Regions from separate parts of the Mus musculus genome. Here region 1 is linked to region 2. Evidence: chromatin loops called from intact Hi-C (ENCODE). Cell type or tissue: gastrocnemius. All regions are shown on one strand.

Region 1 (8,000 bases), 52 kb after region 2:
CTCTTTAATTTTGCTCCTTTACATGGATGACATCCTCCTGTGCCATAAAGACCTTACCATGCTACAAAAGGCATATCCTTTTCTACTTAAAACTTTAAGTCAGTGGGGTTTACAGATAGCCACAGAAAAGGTCCAAATTTCTGATACAGGACAATTCTTGGGCTCTGTGGTGTCCCCAGATAAGATTGTGCCCCAAAAGGTAGAGATAAGAAGAGATCACCTCCATACCTTAAATGATTTTCAAAAGCTGTTGGGAGATATTAATTGGCTCAGACCTTTTTTAAAGATTCCTTCCGCTGAGTTAAGGCCTTTGTTTGGTATTTTAGAAGGAGATCCTCATATCTCCTCCCCTAGGACTCTTACTCTAGCTGCTAACCAGGCCTTACAAAAAGTGGAAAAAGCCTTACAAAATGCACAATTACAACGTATTGAGGATTCGCAACCTTTCAGTTTGTGTGTCTTTAAGACAGCACAATTGCCAACTGCAGTTTTGTGGCAGAATGGGCCATTGTTGTGGATCCATCCAAACGTATCCCCAGCTAAAATAATAGATTGGTATCCTGATGCAATTGCACAGCTTGCCCTTAAAGGTCTAAAAGCAGCAATCACCCACTTTGGGCAAAGTCCATATCTTTTAATTGTACCTTATACCGCTGCACAGGTTCAAACCTTGGCAGCCACATCTAATGATTGGGCAGTTTTAGTTACCTCCTTTTCAGGAAAAATAGATAACCATTATCCAAAGCATCCAATCTTACAGTTTGCCCAAAATCAATCTGTTGTGTTTCCACAAATAACAGTAAGAAACCCACTTAAAAATGGGATTGTGGTATATACTGATGGATCAAAAACTGGCATAGGTGCCTATGTGGCTAATGGTAAAGTGGTATCCAAACAGTATAATGAAAATTCACCTCAAGTGGTAGAATGTTTAGTGGTCTTAGAAGTTTTAAAAACCTTTTTAGAACCCCTTAATATTGTGTCAGATTCCTGTTATGTGGTTAATGCAGTAAATCTTTTAGAAGTGGCTGGAGTGATTAAGCCTTCCAGTAGAGTTGCCAATATTTTTCAGCAGATACAATTAGTTTTGTTATCTAGAAGATCTCCTGTTTATATTACTCATGTTAGAGCCCATTCAGGCCTACCTGGCCCCATGGCTCTGGGAAATGATTTGGCAGATAAGGCCACTAAAGTGGTGGCTGCTGCCCTATCATCCCCGGTAGAGGCTGCAAGAAATTTTCATAACAATTTTCATGTGACGGCTGAAACATTACGCAGTCGTTTCTCCCTGACAAGAAAAGAAGCCCGTGACATTGTTACTCAATGTCAAAGCTGCTGTGAGTTCTTGCCAGTTCCTCATGTGGGAATTAACCCACGCGGTATTCGACCTCTACAGGTCTGGCAAATGGATGTTACACATGTTTCTTCCTTTGGAAAACTTCAATATCTCCATGTGTCCATTGACACATGTTCTGGCATCATGTTTGCTTCTCCGTTAACCGGAGAAAAAGCCTCACATGTGATTCAACATTGTCTTGAGGCATGGAGTGCTTGGGGGAAACCCAGACTCCTTAAGACTGATAATGGACCAGCTTATACGTCTCAAAAATTCCAACAGTTCTGCCGTCAGATGGACGTAACCCACCTGACTGGACTTCCATACAACCCTCAAGGACAGGGTATTGTTGAGCGTGCGCATCGCACCCTCAAAGCTTATCTTATAAAACAGAAGAGGGGAACTTTTGAGGAGACTGTACCCCGAGCACCAAGAGTGTCTGTGTCTTTGGCACTCTTTACACTCAATTTTTTAAATATTGATGTTCATGGCCATACTGCGGCTGAACGTCATTGTTCAGAGCCAGATAGGCCCAATGAGATGGTTAAATGGAAAAATGTCCTTGATAATAAATGGTATGGCCCGGATCCTATTTTGATAAGATCCAGGGGAGCTATCTGTGTTTTCCCACAGAATGAAGACAACCCATTTTGGGTACCAGAAAGACTCACCCGAAAAATCCAGACTGACCAAGGGAATACTGATGTCCCTCGTCTTGGTGATGTCCAGGGCGTCAATAATAAAAAGAGAGCAGCGTTGGGGGATAATGTCGACATTTCCACTCCCAATGACGGTGATGTATAATGCTCAAGTATTCTCCTGCTTTTTTACCACTAACTAGGAACTGGGTTTAGCCTTGATTCAGACAGCCTTGGCTCTGTCTGGACAGGTCCAGACGACTGACACCATTAACACTTTGTCAGCCTCAGTGACTACAGTCATAGATAAACAGGCCTCAGCTAATGTCAAGATACAGAGAGGTCTCATGCTGGTTAATCAACTCATAGATCTTGTCCAGATACAACTAGATGCATTATGACAAATAACTCAGCAGGGATGTGAACAAAAGTTTCCGGGATTGTGTGTTATTTCCATTCAGTATGTTAAATTTACTAGGGCAGCTAATTTGTCAAAAAGTCTTTTTCAGTATATGTTACAGAATTGGATGGCTGAATTTGAACAGATCCTTCGGGAATTGAGACTTCAGGTCAACTCCACGCGCTTGGACCTGTCCCTGACCAAAGGATTACCCAATTGGATCTCCTCAGCATTTTCTTTCTTTAAAAAATGGGTGGGATTAATATTATTTGGAGATACACTTTGCTGTGGATTAGTGTTGCTTCTTTGATTGGTCTGTAAGCTTAAGGCCTAAACTAGGAGAGACAAGGTGGTTATTGCCCAGGCGCTTGCAGCTCTAGAACATGGTGCTCCCCCTGATATATGGTTATCTATGCTTAGGCAATAGGTCGCTGGCCACTCAGCTCTTATATCCCACGAGGCTAGTCTCATTGCACGGGATAGAGTGAGTGTGCTTCAGCAGCCCGAGAGAGTTGCACGGCTAAGCACTGCAATGGAAAGGCTCTGCGGCATATATGAGCCTATTCTAGGGAGACATGTCATCTTTCATGAAGGTTCAGTGTCCTAGTTCCCTTCCCCCAGGCAAAACGACACGGGAGCAGGTCAGGGTTGCTCTGGGTAAAAGCCTGTGAGCCTAAGAGCTAATCCTGTACATGGCTCCTTTACCTACACACTGGGGATTTGACCTCTATCTCCACTCTCATTAATATGGGTGGCCTATTTGCTCTTATTAAAAGGAAAGGGGGAGATGTTGGGAGCCGCGCCCACATTCGCCGTTACAAGATGGCGCTGACAGCTGTGTTCTAAGTGGTAAACAAATAATCTGCGCATGTGCCGAGGGTGGTTCTTCACTCCATGTGCTCTGCCTTCCCCGTGACGTCAACTCGGCCGATGGGCTGCAGCCAATCAGGGAGTGACACGTCCTAGGCGAAGGAGAATTCTCTTTAATAGGGACGGGGTTTCGTTTTCTCGCTCTCTCTTGCTTCTTGCTCTCTTGCTTCTTGCACTCTGGCTCCTGAAGATGTAAGGAATAAAGCTTTGCCGCAGAAGATTCTGGTCTGTGGTGTCTTTCCTGGCCGGTCGTGAGAACGCGTCTAATAACAGTTCGCCATTGTAGCTGAGGACCAGCTTTCAATATTGCTCTTGCCAAATCTTTAAATGCAGATGCTTCACATAGGGTGAAAACATATCATATGAAATGATTACTTCCTTAAATCTCCTCAATTCTAATATATATAAGAGTCCATTTAACTTTTTCATAACCTTGAGGGTGCCTATAAGATGCTGGTAGTTCTTGTATAGTAACTGGATAAACTAAGCTCGGTTTTCTAACAACCTCGGCCCATCCCTCTTCAGTTTCATCATGCAGTGGCACGATATGTTCTTATCTAAATTTCTGTCTGTGTCTAAATATTTTCTTATTTTCATCTGTAAGTCTCTCTAAGACTTGTATCTTATCAATCCACTTATCATATTTGGCCCAAAAATCGACTATAGCTAGTAAGGATAAAATATGAATTGCCAGACTAATAGTAATTATTATGGGTACTATGTCAACCTCAATTAAGCCATTTATCTTCTCATTTTCTGCTTCTATTTTCAAGCCATCTAAAGTAGCTACACAGGGTCCTAACCTATATTATGATATTTCTCATCCTTAATATGGGAAAGTTTTTTTAAATATTGTTTAACTCTCTCCTTGAGGTCTTTCCAGGTGCCTTACAAAATCTGATGACTTTTGAGTTTGTCTGCAGCTGGCATGAGTTCTGTGTCTGTGTGGTTGTGCCCAACATTGTTTTGGGTTTTTTGTTTGTTTGTTTTTAGCAAAAATCGCAATTGTTCTATTTTACCAATGAAGTTCTGGGAGCCAGGTGCTGGGGTGAAAGGCTGCTAGCTCAGAGAGGCAAAGTACCCAGCTGACCTTCCTCTTCAGCCAACGATCAAGAAGGAATGCCCTCTCTCATGCCATCTCAAAAACCTACCTTCAAACTGAATGTCCCTCCCTTCTACTTCCTGTACATCTCTCCATCTGACCTCCTGACTCCTTACTCTCTATGATTTTTTTCTTAATGTTCACTTTCTGTCAACTGGTTGCTTGCTCTGCCTCTTGACCTATGGTTGACTTTATTTAATCCTGTTTACAATATTCAAGCAGAAAGCTCTTCAATTAAAGGTGTGTGCTAAGGCTGAGCCACATTACAACTCAAAACAGGTTTTTCCAATAAATAACACAATCTCACAGATCATAGTATGATCAAATATCCTACAACAGTGGGACCTTACATACCCTCACCACATGACTGCCATGTATAAGGTAAGAAGAGACAGGTGACTCAACTATGACATGGGAAAAGGCCTAACAAGGAGTATCTAGTGTGAAAACTGTAGCTTGTCATCTCCTTAGGGGCTAGAATAGTTTTAAGGCAGAAAAGGAGAGGGGTGGGAACTGATTTTTTTTTCTCATTTTTTGGTCTGAGGTCAGCCACTGCTAGGGGCTAGGGAGGTAGGGTGTGGGGTGGATTAAGGAATGTCAGATGACTAATAATTATCTGTGTGGTGGCGATTACTGGGATTGATGGGACAGAGAGGCAAGAATCTAGAAAAACAACTCGGAACTAAGTTACTTTTATTTTAGGGGACTCTCATCATTTAACCAAAATGGAGGAGCATTCCAAAACAGCATGGCTGTTAGATTTCTGAGGCATCTTAAAGACATAGAATGTGGAAAGAGACCATAGTGTGACCTCAACAGATGAGATTGTGTTTATTAGCGAGCAGTACAAGGAGCAGCCTCTCTTATGGGAAGGAAATGGAGGGATTTGTAAAGGGACAAGGCTGCCTGGAACCCTTTTTGGGGTATGGGGTGAGGGGTTGGGAATGAGGAAATTGTTGCAGCCACGGGGGGGGGGTGCTGGGGGGGTCTGCAGTCTTTCCCTCACGAGATTATTTGCCTAAGGTGAAGGCAAATTATCTTGTGAGATGGGCTGTCTCAATGGACATTCCTTTCTGGGCTGATTATAACAATTGAGGAGGTCAGCTGCTTATAGGAATCCTATTTTTACAACCACAGCACTCTGTCATTCCAAAGTCTAAAAGCATAGAAAAGGGTGGGGAACAGAGCCATCAAAGAAGAGGGGGACAGGAGCATCGACTCTTTCTCAACTGCTTCAAGCTGAAGGGGTCCTTCTCAGAGAGGGGTTAGTTCTGGGTCTGTAGAACACGAGTTCCTCGGGTCATTTAGCGGAGGAGTTTTAACTTGATCACTGTTGGAGGAGGTCTTGTACTCTGTGTGTTCAGATGCTGATTTCTGTGACCCAAGATCTAGTTACAGTCCAGATGTGGGCATTGTCATGAATATCGAAGAATCTCCCGTATCAATGTTGCATAAAGAAATGATCCCTGATTATCTCAGATTGGCTAATAAAAGTCATTGGCTCTGAACAGCCAATGACTGGGCAGAGATAGAAAGGTTGGACTTCTGGACCCAACCAGGAGTCTGAGGGAGAAGAACCAGGTGAGGGTTCAGGAGAAGAAGGGGCATGTGGCAGATGGAGGGAAGAGAAGACAGGTATGAGAGCCTGTGGAAAACATGGAGGATTCACCTGGAGGACACACATGGAATAGAACAAGCCAGATTAAGACTCGAATGGCAAGTATTGGGGCATTTATCTGGCATTAACAGTCGAGCAGGGTTAGAATACATCAGAGCTTGCCCAACAGAATGCCAGCAGCTTGTTAATAAAAATTACCAGGTCTCTGTGTCTTTTCAGGAGCTATACAGGCTAAAGTAGACGTAGAGATGTCTGTAGATATCTGTGACATGAGACCCTACACCCTGTGAGTAGGGATTTTATAAGAAAACTTTATTTATTATTTTTATTATCTAAATGGCTCATACTCATAGAAACTGTCATTTCTAGTAACCAGAAGGCTTTCCTCCCCTTTAAAGGTAAAAGTGAAGAAAGATCTATTGTCTCTTTTTAAAATAACAGTCAACAAGTTCAAGTTCAGCTATAGGCTAGTGGGAAGGTGGTGGCGCACACCTTTAATCTCAGCACTCAGGAGGCAGAGGCAGGCAGATTTCTGAGTTCCACGCCAGCCTGGTCTACAGAGGGAGTTCCAGGGCAGCCAGGGCTACGCAGAGAAACCCTGTCTCAGAAAAGTACTTTATTTTTTATTCATGTATATGGGGGTGGGGTATTGTGGAACTGCAATGGCCCAGGATTATGGAGGCAGGGTTGAGGGAGCTTTAACACTAATTACCTCAAACATGAGGATGGCAGGAGTTGGCTACCTCCTCCTTCTCAACCTGGAACCATAAAGCTGCTCCCGCACCATCAACCTTAGTGAGAGTTTATTACCCTGACACTTCAAGCTTCACTTCTCGTTTGACCTTATAAAGTTCCCCCCACCCCCACCCTACAGCCCCCAAGTCTGTAGATGAAGCATCTTCCAACACCCCTGCCCTGGCCAATGGTACAGGACCACACAAACCTTGCCCCAGAGACTGTGGCCACCTCCCCAGGGGCATAAATACCCATTTTCCCCAATAAATGATCCAGTGTGTTCACTGTCTATGCACACTTCATTGACAGAGATCCTGCACTGCACCTAACAGCACCCAGTTAAGGTTCCCTCCCTCCAGTCCAGCTCAGTGTGCAACAGGAAGAGACGCGGCACAGCAGGGTGTGTGCAGGGACTTCTGGAGGCCAGAAGAGTTGGACTTACAGGTGCTTGTGAGCTGCCTGACTCGGGTGCTACCAACTGAACTTGAGTCCTCTGGAAGAGCAGCAAGTGCTCTTATTCACTTAGCCGTCTCTCTAGCTGCGCGCTACGTTTTGAAATCCATTAATATTTCCATTTGGTTGCCTCCTGAGAGGTCTAAGATGAAATAAAGCCCTTCCTTCCCCCAGGTTCTTTGGGTCATGGTGTTTATCACAGCAACAGAAAGCAACCTAGCAGAGCTTCTTAGCTAATTCCTGAATCTAAATTTATGACCCTCTGCGAATCTTACTCTTTCCGGTGCTAATGGATCTAAGGATGTGGGAAACTATAGGGAAGTAAAGGTGTGGCTGGACAAGAGATTCGCAAGGACCCTTTGATTTTATAAACAGCAGCACTGAAATTAAATCCGAGGACATCCATTCTGTTCTCCTGGCCGTTCAGGACTGCTGTTGTGTGGAGGAAGGAGGTGTTTTGTTTTGTTTTGTTTTAGGTATTTTCTTCATTTACATTTCAAATGCTATCCCAAAAGTCTCCCATACCCCCCCCACTCCCCTACCCACCCACTCCCACTTCTTGGCCCTGGCATTCCCCTGTACTGAGGCATATAAAGTTTGCAAGACCAAGGGGCCTCTCTTCCCAATGATGGCCAACTAGGCCATCTTCTGCTACATATGCAGCTAGAGACACGAGCTCCAGGGGTATTGATTATTTCATATTGATGTTCCACCTATAGGTTTGCAGACCCCTTCAGCTCCTTGGGTACTTTCTCTAGCTCCTCCATTGGGGGCCCTGTGTTCCATCCAATAACAGACTGTGAGCATCCACTTCTGTGTTTGCCAGGCCCCGGCTTTTTGTTTTGTTT
Region 2 (8,000 bases):
TTTCCACCATTATGACAAAATACCATGAACAGAGCAACTCGTAGGAGAGTTTATTGTCGGCTTAGAGTTCAAAGGTGAGACCGTTATCACCGTGTCAAGGAGCATGGGGTGGGCAGGCAGGCAGGCATGGCTCTGGAGCAGTAGCTTAGAGCTTACGTCCTTATTCACAAGTAGGAAGCAGAAAGAGCTGACTGGGAACCGTTTAGGCTTTTAAAAACTCAAAATCCATCCTGAGTGACACACTCCTCCAACAGGGCCACACCTCCTAATCCTTCCCAAACTGTTCAAGCAACTAGAGACCAAACATCCAAATGGATGAGCCCATGGGAGCATTCCTAGTCAAACCACCACAGATAGTTACACAGTGAACTCCCCCCAAACAGGCAGCAGGCCCCGAGCAGTAGGGCACCCGGCACTTGGTAGATCTAACTGCTGAAGACTCACGCGTAGTCATGTTCTCAGGGCAAAGGAAGGCGAAACAGTGACTCCTGGTCATAAACAGTTGAATTTCATCAGGAACGCATTTGAGAACTGACACGATCGATCGTGGTTTCCTTTGACTGAACGACAAGGCTCCATCTCCAGGAAGGCGCTGTCTTGCTGGCTACTTCCCGCTGTTTGGCACTCTTCAGTGATCTTCTGTTTAATCGCACAGATATTACCCCTGTTTGGGAGGCTCAAAGAGCTTTGTATGGTATTCAGGGTCTCATGCAGCCAATCAGAAGAATGTGGATCTTCTCAGGTCTCTCTGCCTTCAAAGACTTCTATACTAGGTTTTTGGCCTTGGGGAAGAGTAACTGAGTAAAGAGACCTGAATCAGCTTCCCGTACGGAGCCGCCAGAGAGGTCGGGAGCCGCAAGCTGAGGAGGCTCTCAGTGGAGACTTAAAAACTTTCTTTTCTTTTTTAAAAAAATTATTATTTATTTAATGTTTTTTAAGAAGTCTCTCTCTCTTTTTTTTTCAATTTTACTTTATTTATATGAGTACACTGTAGCTGTCTTAAGACACACCAGAAGAGGGCATCGGATCCCATTACTGATGGGTGAACCATCATGTGGTTGCTGGGAATTGAACTCAGGTCTTCTGGAAGAACAGTCAGTGCTCTTAACCACTGAGCCATCTCTCCACCTGGAGATCTTTTATTAATTAGGAAAGCTTTAGGCCTTAGCTTAAATTAGCCCATTTATATTAATCTATGTCTGCCTTGTGGCTCGTTACCTCTCCTCAGCTTCACACTCCAGACTTCCTCTGTGTCTAGTGAAATTCCAGCCTCAGACTCTCTCCCAGAGTTGCTATCTCTCTGCCCAGAAGTCCCGCCTTTCCTCTCCTGGGGAAATCCCAGCTGGTCTCTCCTGCTCTGCTGTAGGCCCTTCAGCTCCTTATTAAACCAATCAGAAGTTGTTGGAGGGAGAGTTATAAAACCCTGAGATAGGTGATGCCTAACAATTCCAAAGTCAGGCCTGCCCTCAACTTCCTGCTGGGCACAGATGTCAACATTTACACAGTGCACAAAAAGATCACCCCAACATTGTCATTCTGACAATGATGGTTGGACTTGCCCCTAGGAACCTGAAACCCCTAATCAGCAAGAAGTAGTCTATAGAGGTCTATACCGCCTTTCCCTTCTGACCTTCTTTCTCTCCTTCCTAGTGTTGGGGGTTAGAAAGGAGGTAGAGGTACAAGAACCCAATATAATAGCTTTAAAAAAAAAAAAAAAAAAGGCAACACAAAGTGATCGAGTCTGCCTGCGGCCCAGAAGCGAGAGAAGACAGGTGTCTATGTAAAAATAGCTGGCCTCAGCACCTGCAGCCAGGTTTTCCGTTGCTCACATGGTGCTCGTTCCCAGTGGCCACCTCTTCCTTCTGCTTTCACTCCACAGGAGGGGTTGGATGGCCTTCGGCCCGAGGAGGCTGCTTTTCTTCTGCCCACACTTAGGCCGTCTATTTCCCTTTAATTCTACTTCATCCACAGATTGCCCTGGTTTTTTTTCAGTTTCGACCTCTCTCCTGACCTCAACTTCTCATTTCCTTTGTTTAGTTCCCTCCAAGGAAAACCACCTTCCACCCATGCACACTGACCGAGTGACCATCCCCATGCCAGCACATAGCACACAGATGCCCCGAACGCGCGCACAGAATACACAGCAGGAGACTCTCATCAGTCAGGCACATAGAAGATACCTCTGGCCTTGGGCAGAGTGGAGACCTGCTCTTCTATGTTTCGCTCTGCTTTGCTTGGGAAGATTGGAACAGTCTGTGACTGTCGCCTTCCTTAAGGACCTGTCAATCACTTAGCTAAAAGACCACCACTCAGGAAGGCCATTCACAGAGGCCAAGCCATGATGGAGGAATAATTATCCCCATAATGAGATGGTGTGCTTTCCTCCTGGAGGCCCCCACCCCCACCCCGCCCCCTCAGTATAGGTTACAGAGCCTCTGCCAAGGCTTGGTTAAGTCTGCACACTTTTTAAAATAACTAAGAAAAGTGTAACTTTTCTTTTACTCTTTCTATCTCCTCCCACCACCTCAAAACAAACAAACAAACAAAACCCCTTAGCTTGCTTTGCCTGATGCTCTGGGGTCTCTCCCCCTCTTTTTCTCTGACACTCTTCTTTCTTCATGCATATCTGCTTGTGTTATGCCCTGAGTCCGCAGGAAACCCAGATGAGCCCAAGAATTTCGAAGTCCACTGCAACTTGCAAAAGAGTCTTTTTATTGGAAATGAGTTTGGCAAGCCCCCCACCCCATGACGTAGGTGCTAGCATGCATGCCACCCCGAGTCCGAGTCCTGAAAGCACTGAGCTTATATACAGTGCAGTTAGGGATTCTTTGAAAGCTTAGGGTGAAGGGGAGTAGAGGTTGGGTTACCATTTGGTGGGACCGAACTGAAGCTGGGAGGGGATTAAAAAGTGTCTTTTGTGGGGTTATTAGGAACTAATTTTTATGGCCGGCCATAACTGTCTGTGACCTCTGATTACCTTTTTTCTGTGATTCAAACATGGGCCCTTAATCTTCTTTGAGTTAGTTAGTTCTTTAAGGTCCCAAGGACAGGCACCTGTAGAGTTCCTTTTATCAGAGGGAGAGCTAGTTTTTGGTCAGCAGAGGCAGGGAGGCTGTCTCAAGCTAGCATCTAGCTCCTCGGGGTGTTTTCATTAAGGAGGTTTTATGGGCAGTGCCATTCTAATGCCAGGCTGGGTTCCCTTGGAGTGGACAGGGACAGGGAGGGAGCCCTGAGCTTGCTGCAGTGGGGATGCAGCGCAGAAAGCAGCTTGTGTACTGTGCTTGCCTTGGACAGGAGGGAAGATGAGAGCTTCTGCAGGGAGTGGGGGGTGGGGTGGGGTGGGGGAACACAGAGGCAAACCGTCTGCACACAATACTGAAGTCTCTTTGGTGAGGCTTCCAAGAAACAGGATAGATAACTGCAGAGATTCGGAGGCTACAACACTTGTCGCCCTCCACTGCACAAGACTTTACCTCTTCTCCATCTTCCTGTTTGCAGCAGCTGCTGAGATTTATTGCTTGCCTGATCGTCTACAAGCTTCCTTTTAAGTCTTCGTCTACATTTTTTAAATTAATTAACTTATTCCTAGGCAGTGTCTCACTATTTAGCCCAGCTGCTCTCAAACTCAGAGGTCCGCCTGCTTCTGCCTCTGCCTCTGCAAGGCTGGGATTAAAGGTGTGCACCACCGTGTCCAGCTCCAAATTCTTTTATAGAGATTAATAACCCCTAAAAAGTAATCATGGTTTCACCGATGATAGAACACACATTCACCACACAAACATACTTTAAAAGTACAACACATGCCACACGCAGCCTTTGTTGCACAGCACATGTATCACACACACACACACACACACACGTATGCCCCACCTCTCCTCTTGCCCGTTGGTTTTTATGCTCATCTGCTTAAGGGATAAGGAGCTGCAGAGTTAAAATCCTGCTTCCCTTCTGCCCACTTCCAACAGCTCAGACCAACCCAGAGTGCTCTTAATCTACATACACTTTCAGAGCAGAAGAGGTTGCCACAGCGACCTCCCTGTCCACAGGGAGCCTGTACCTTTTCCCCAGAGTGTCCAGATGGCCTGCCTGAGGGGACAGGCCACGGAGAGTATGAGAACAGAGCCCCTCTGGGATTCTCAGTTCCAAATTTGACCTCAGAGGCAGGGATCCCAGGCCACCAGAGGGCTATTTTTGGGATACTTGCCCTGGCCCCACCTCCTCTAGCAGGGCAGGGTTGGTCAGAGTACTTGGTATTTCTGGGGATCCTGTGCCTCTTCTCCTCAGGCTCACTCCTGAGACAACACTGTTTAGCTGTGGAACTAGTGACCTATGGAGTGTGACCTCAAACCTTCTCCAGAGGAGGACAGGAAACAAGAGCCGTCTTTCTCTAGGTCAGGGGCTCTTGTAGCTTTGCCACTGAGAAACCCCTAAAATCATGTGCAGGTCAAATAGAGATTGGGATGGGTGATGGCTTTTGCAGTAGGTAAGGCAGTGGCCTTTCTCCTGTGGGGAGCTTACTCTATGGGGGCCAACATCTTCCTGACAAGTGTCCAGGTTATATAACCAGAGTAACCCTGAGGTTGCAGGGAGCTGCCCCCAATATGTACCAGCAACTGGGATCCTAAATTACCCCCATGTGACTCTCTGGTCTCCTGACATGGCCCACAACAGTTCTAAAAGCTTTCCTGGCTTCCCCGCTTGCTGTCTTAGGGAGCCTTGCTGGACTCTCAAGGCAATGGAGTAGTAATTAAGGCTTTTTGCTGGGGTGTCAAAAATCTCTGCCACTTAGGAGGCCCAGTCCTCTGAGGAGGATCAAGCTGTGGTCTGCCAGCTCAGCACCTGTGGATCCGAGAGAGAGAGAGAGAGAGAGAGAGAGAGAGAGAGAGAGAGAGAGAGAAGGGGGCCCCACCTGCAAAGATACCAGAGTGAGTCTTTGAAAGGCAGTTTGGAAAGGATCTGAGGCACTAAGGAGTAATGCACAAGTGAGTATTTGCTGACCATACAGGGAACCCTGGGTTGGTCTCTAACAGCACAAGCACGCGCACACTTCAAGCTGAAACCTGCCCTGTGACCACGGCAAGTGGTTCAGCTAGGGGACCTAGCTTCCCTGTGGACATGATCAGTGAACTTCTGAGAATCCTGCAAACTGGTTCATCTGCAGTTAGCCAGAGACTTTCCTGTGTGGCTTCCCAGGATGGGGCTTTCCTCTAATGTTCCTTCGGTAGCACAAGAGATGCTTTATTTGGGGCACCTCTGGCACATCTCAACAAACATACTAAAACATGCTTGCAACCCCACTATATACATGTGTGTGTGTGTGTGTGTGTATACATATACATATATATGCTATAAACTTTTTAAAAGAATGTTGAGACAGTGGTTTAAGAAACTGCTAAGCTTTCTTTCTTTCTTTCTTTCTTTCTTTCTTTCGTTCTTTCTTTGTTTTTTTGTCAAATACAGTCTAACAGGAGTCAAACTGAAAAAGGAAACTTCAGCTGAGAAAATGTCCCCATCAGATTGTCTAGTAGGCAAAAGATAATTGAGTATTTTCTTGGAAAAAAAAAAACCCTCAATTAGTTGAAGACAAGGACCTTCAGCATTAGACTCACAGATTCCCAATTAAAGCATTAGAACCAGTTGCCAACACTCTTGTTCTTGCAGAGGACCTGAGTTCAATTCCCAGCACCAACATGGTGGCTCTGATAGAACCTAGTGGGGAAACCCCCACTCAACTCCCGATTCGGTGTGCACCCAAGAATCACGAACAGACTACCATCTTGATGTAATTACATGAGGACGTTTAATTACGGAGCTCCAGACCGACATGTATCCCACACAGGAGATAACGGATGTTGGCCACGAGGCTTGAAAGCTAGGGGTTTTTATGGGGTAAGGGGCTTAGGGATGTGGAATTCAGCACAGCGACACACTATTGGCTTATTCAAACATTAACAGAAAGAACATAGGGCATCAGGACTTTCTTCCTGTGGACTGGGGGGCTTATCTTTGTTCACATAGCAACCAGTTGATGTATGACTTTACCCGGCACCAAGGGGCAATAGACAGAGGGGAGATTCTTAGATAATATAGCCCTGCTGGTCCTTGTATCTTTACAGTCAAGATGTTCTTAGGAATGCCTTAACAACAGCCCTGCCCTGGCATGCCTGGGGGCTGTTCTGCTTTGTTCTTGGTCCCAGGCCGGGCTGTGGGCTCCTAAACTCACAAGTTACAATATTTTATCTTCCTTCAGCACAATCATCTGATCCCAGAGATCTGATGCCCTCTTCTGACGTCTGTGGTACAAGGTATACACATGGTGCATATACATACATCCAGGCAAAATATTCATATATTCAAAATAAAATAAAATAAAATAAAATAAAAAGATAAACAAACAAACAAACTGTTTATCAATAAATACTAATGAAGTTTTAATCAGCTCAGATTTTCTCAGTGGCCCTAGTGTATAGTTCAAATTCTTAGGTAATGAGGAAGGCCACGAAGAGTTTCTAAGTGTGATGCTATTTCCTAAATGCTAAGTGAATTAGTTTACAAGCCAGGTAGAAAATCATTAGTAACTGAGTATCAGGGCGTGGGAGAGATGTTTCCAGCACAGAAAAGCCCAAGCATGCTGGTATAGTACTAAGGCCTTTCTCCCTAACTCGTGAAGTGTTTTTTCCTCTTAAGAGTTGACTGGATAACCAAATTCCAACTGAAGGAGTTCCTAACAGGGACTGTAGCTCAAGAGCCCTAGCCATCAAGCACGAAGAAGGAATCTTAGAAGAGGGGCTGCTCTCCTAGAGGACCATCTGCCTCCAGCTTGAGACCTTGTTCCTCAAGAGTCCTAATTTTAGATCAAGCAAGGGCTTAATCTCTTCTTATATTTGTATCTGTAGCCCCTTTGTTCTGCTGCAGCCTTTAGCCTACTCACTGTGTTTACCTTACCTCTCCTTTTATCTTCTTTACTGGTGGGCCCCCTGGCCAGCAGAACTTTGTAGAGCTTACCCAGCAGGGTGGAACCATGGCCTCAGCAAGGTCCTGGGCTCTGCTGGGTCCTTCCTGCCCCTCAGGCTTTTGTAGGGTGGGGGAGTCCTTGATCTTGAATCCAAGCTGTGAGGGTCTGTGGGTGGCCCAGCTTCAAAGTGAGCCAACCCAGGAGGCTTCCTGGAAGCTGGACGGACTCCTCCGCAGAGCCTGTCTCTGAGGGTCATGTGAGGAGGAGCTGGGGTCCAGACCATCAACAAGGGAAGCATAAACTGTGCATGGCACATTGAGTGGTGTGATCTGTGAACAAACAGACAAACCAAATATTTGATGTTGGGGAATGGAGCATAAAAAAAATGTATTAAATGATTCCATTTAGGTAAAAGCACTCACATGCTGCTTTGAGTACATTTATGTGTAAATAAGGGGGCAGAAAGGTTTTTTTAAGGTCGAAGCCTGAACATCAAACCAACAGAGCAAATTAAAAATCAAAATGGAGTCAGGATAAAAGTCAAACCTAAGCTAAGTTATTATCCTACTCTTGGAGAAGTTAATATGAGAGTTCTCACAAAAATCTTTTTCACTTGGAATGAAAATGAAATGCCAGCCTTTAATTCCAGCCTTCAGGAGGTAGAGGTAGGTAATCTTAGGAATTTGAGTCTGGTCTACAGAGTGAGTTTCAGGACCACCAGTGTTAGCATTCCTTCTAGGCTCCGCCCCACGGTTACCTAGCAACAGTCAGGAAGCTTAACTCACTATAAAAGGGGCTCCTTGCCTCCTTTTCTCTCTCTTTCTTGCTCTCTTACCCTCTCTGTCTTTTCTCTCCCCAAACTCCCTTCCTCCTTCCCTTCCTCTCTCTCTCCCTCCCTCCCTCCCTCCCTCCCTCCCTCCCTCCCTCCCTCCCTCCCTCTTTCTCCCTCACCCTGCCTTTTTCTGTCTCTACTCCCTCCTCAACTCCCCTCCCCATGCCCTAAATAAACTCTTCCATATTATATCCGTGGCTGGTACCTGGGGCT

Evidence for each region. Hi-C counts contacts between places; a loop is a spot of excess contacts. Peaks named below come from ENCODE experiments on the same cell type or tissue, not always from the same donor. Only the 100,000 strongest peaks of a DNase experiment are listed, where the experiment ranks them.
Region 1: it touches region 2 in a loop (2.6-fold over the local background); 2 of 42 quality-filtered maps call a loop at or near these places.

Annotation. Positions count from the first base shown.
Region 1 is chr16:32,582,872-32,590,871 of GRCm38, forward strand. No RefSeq gene overlaps it. Among named protein-coding and RNA genes, the nearest start is that of Tfrc, 22 kb to the right of the region's middle. In gastrocnemius, no CTCF peak of the experiment used is centred here; no DNase peak of the experiment used is centred here.
Region 2 is chr16:32,531,345-32,539,344 of GRCm38, forward strand. No RefSeq gene overlaps it. Among named protein-coding and RNA genes, the nearest start is that of Zdhhc19, 39 kb to the left of the region's middle. In gastrocnemius, a CTCF peak has its summit at 4,166 (motif pointing right); no DNase peak of the experiment used is centred here; H3K4me3 peaks cover 771 bases; H3K27ac peaks cover 1,610 bases.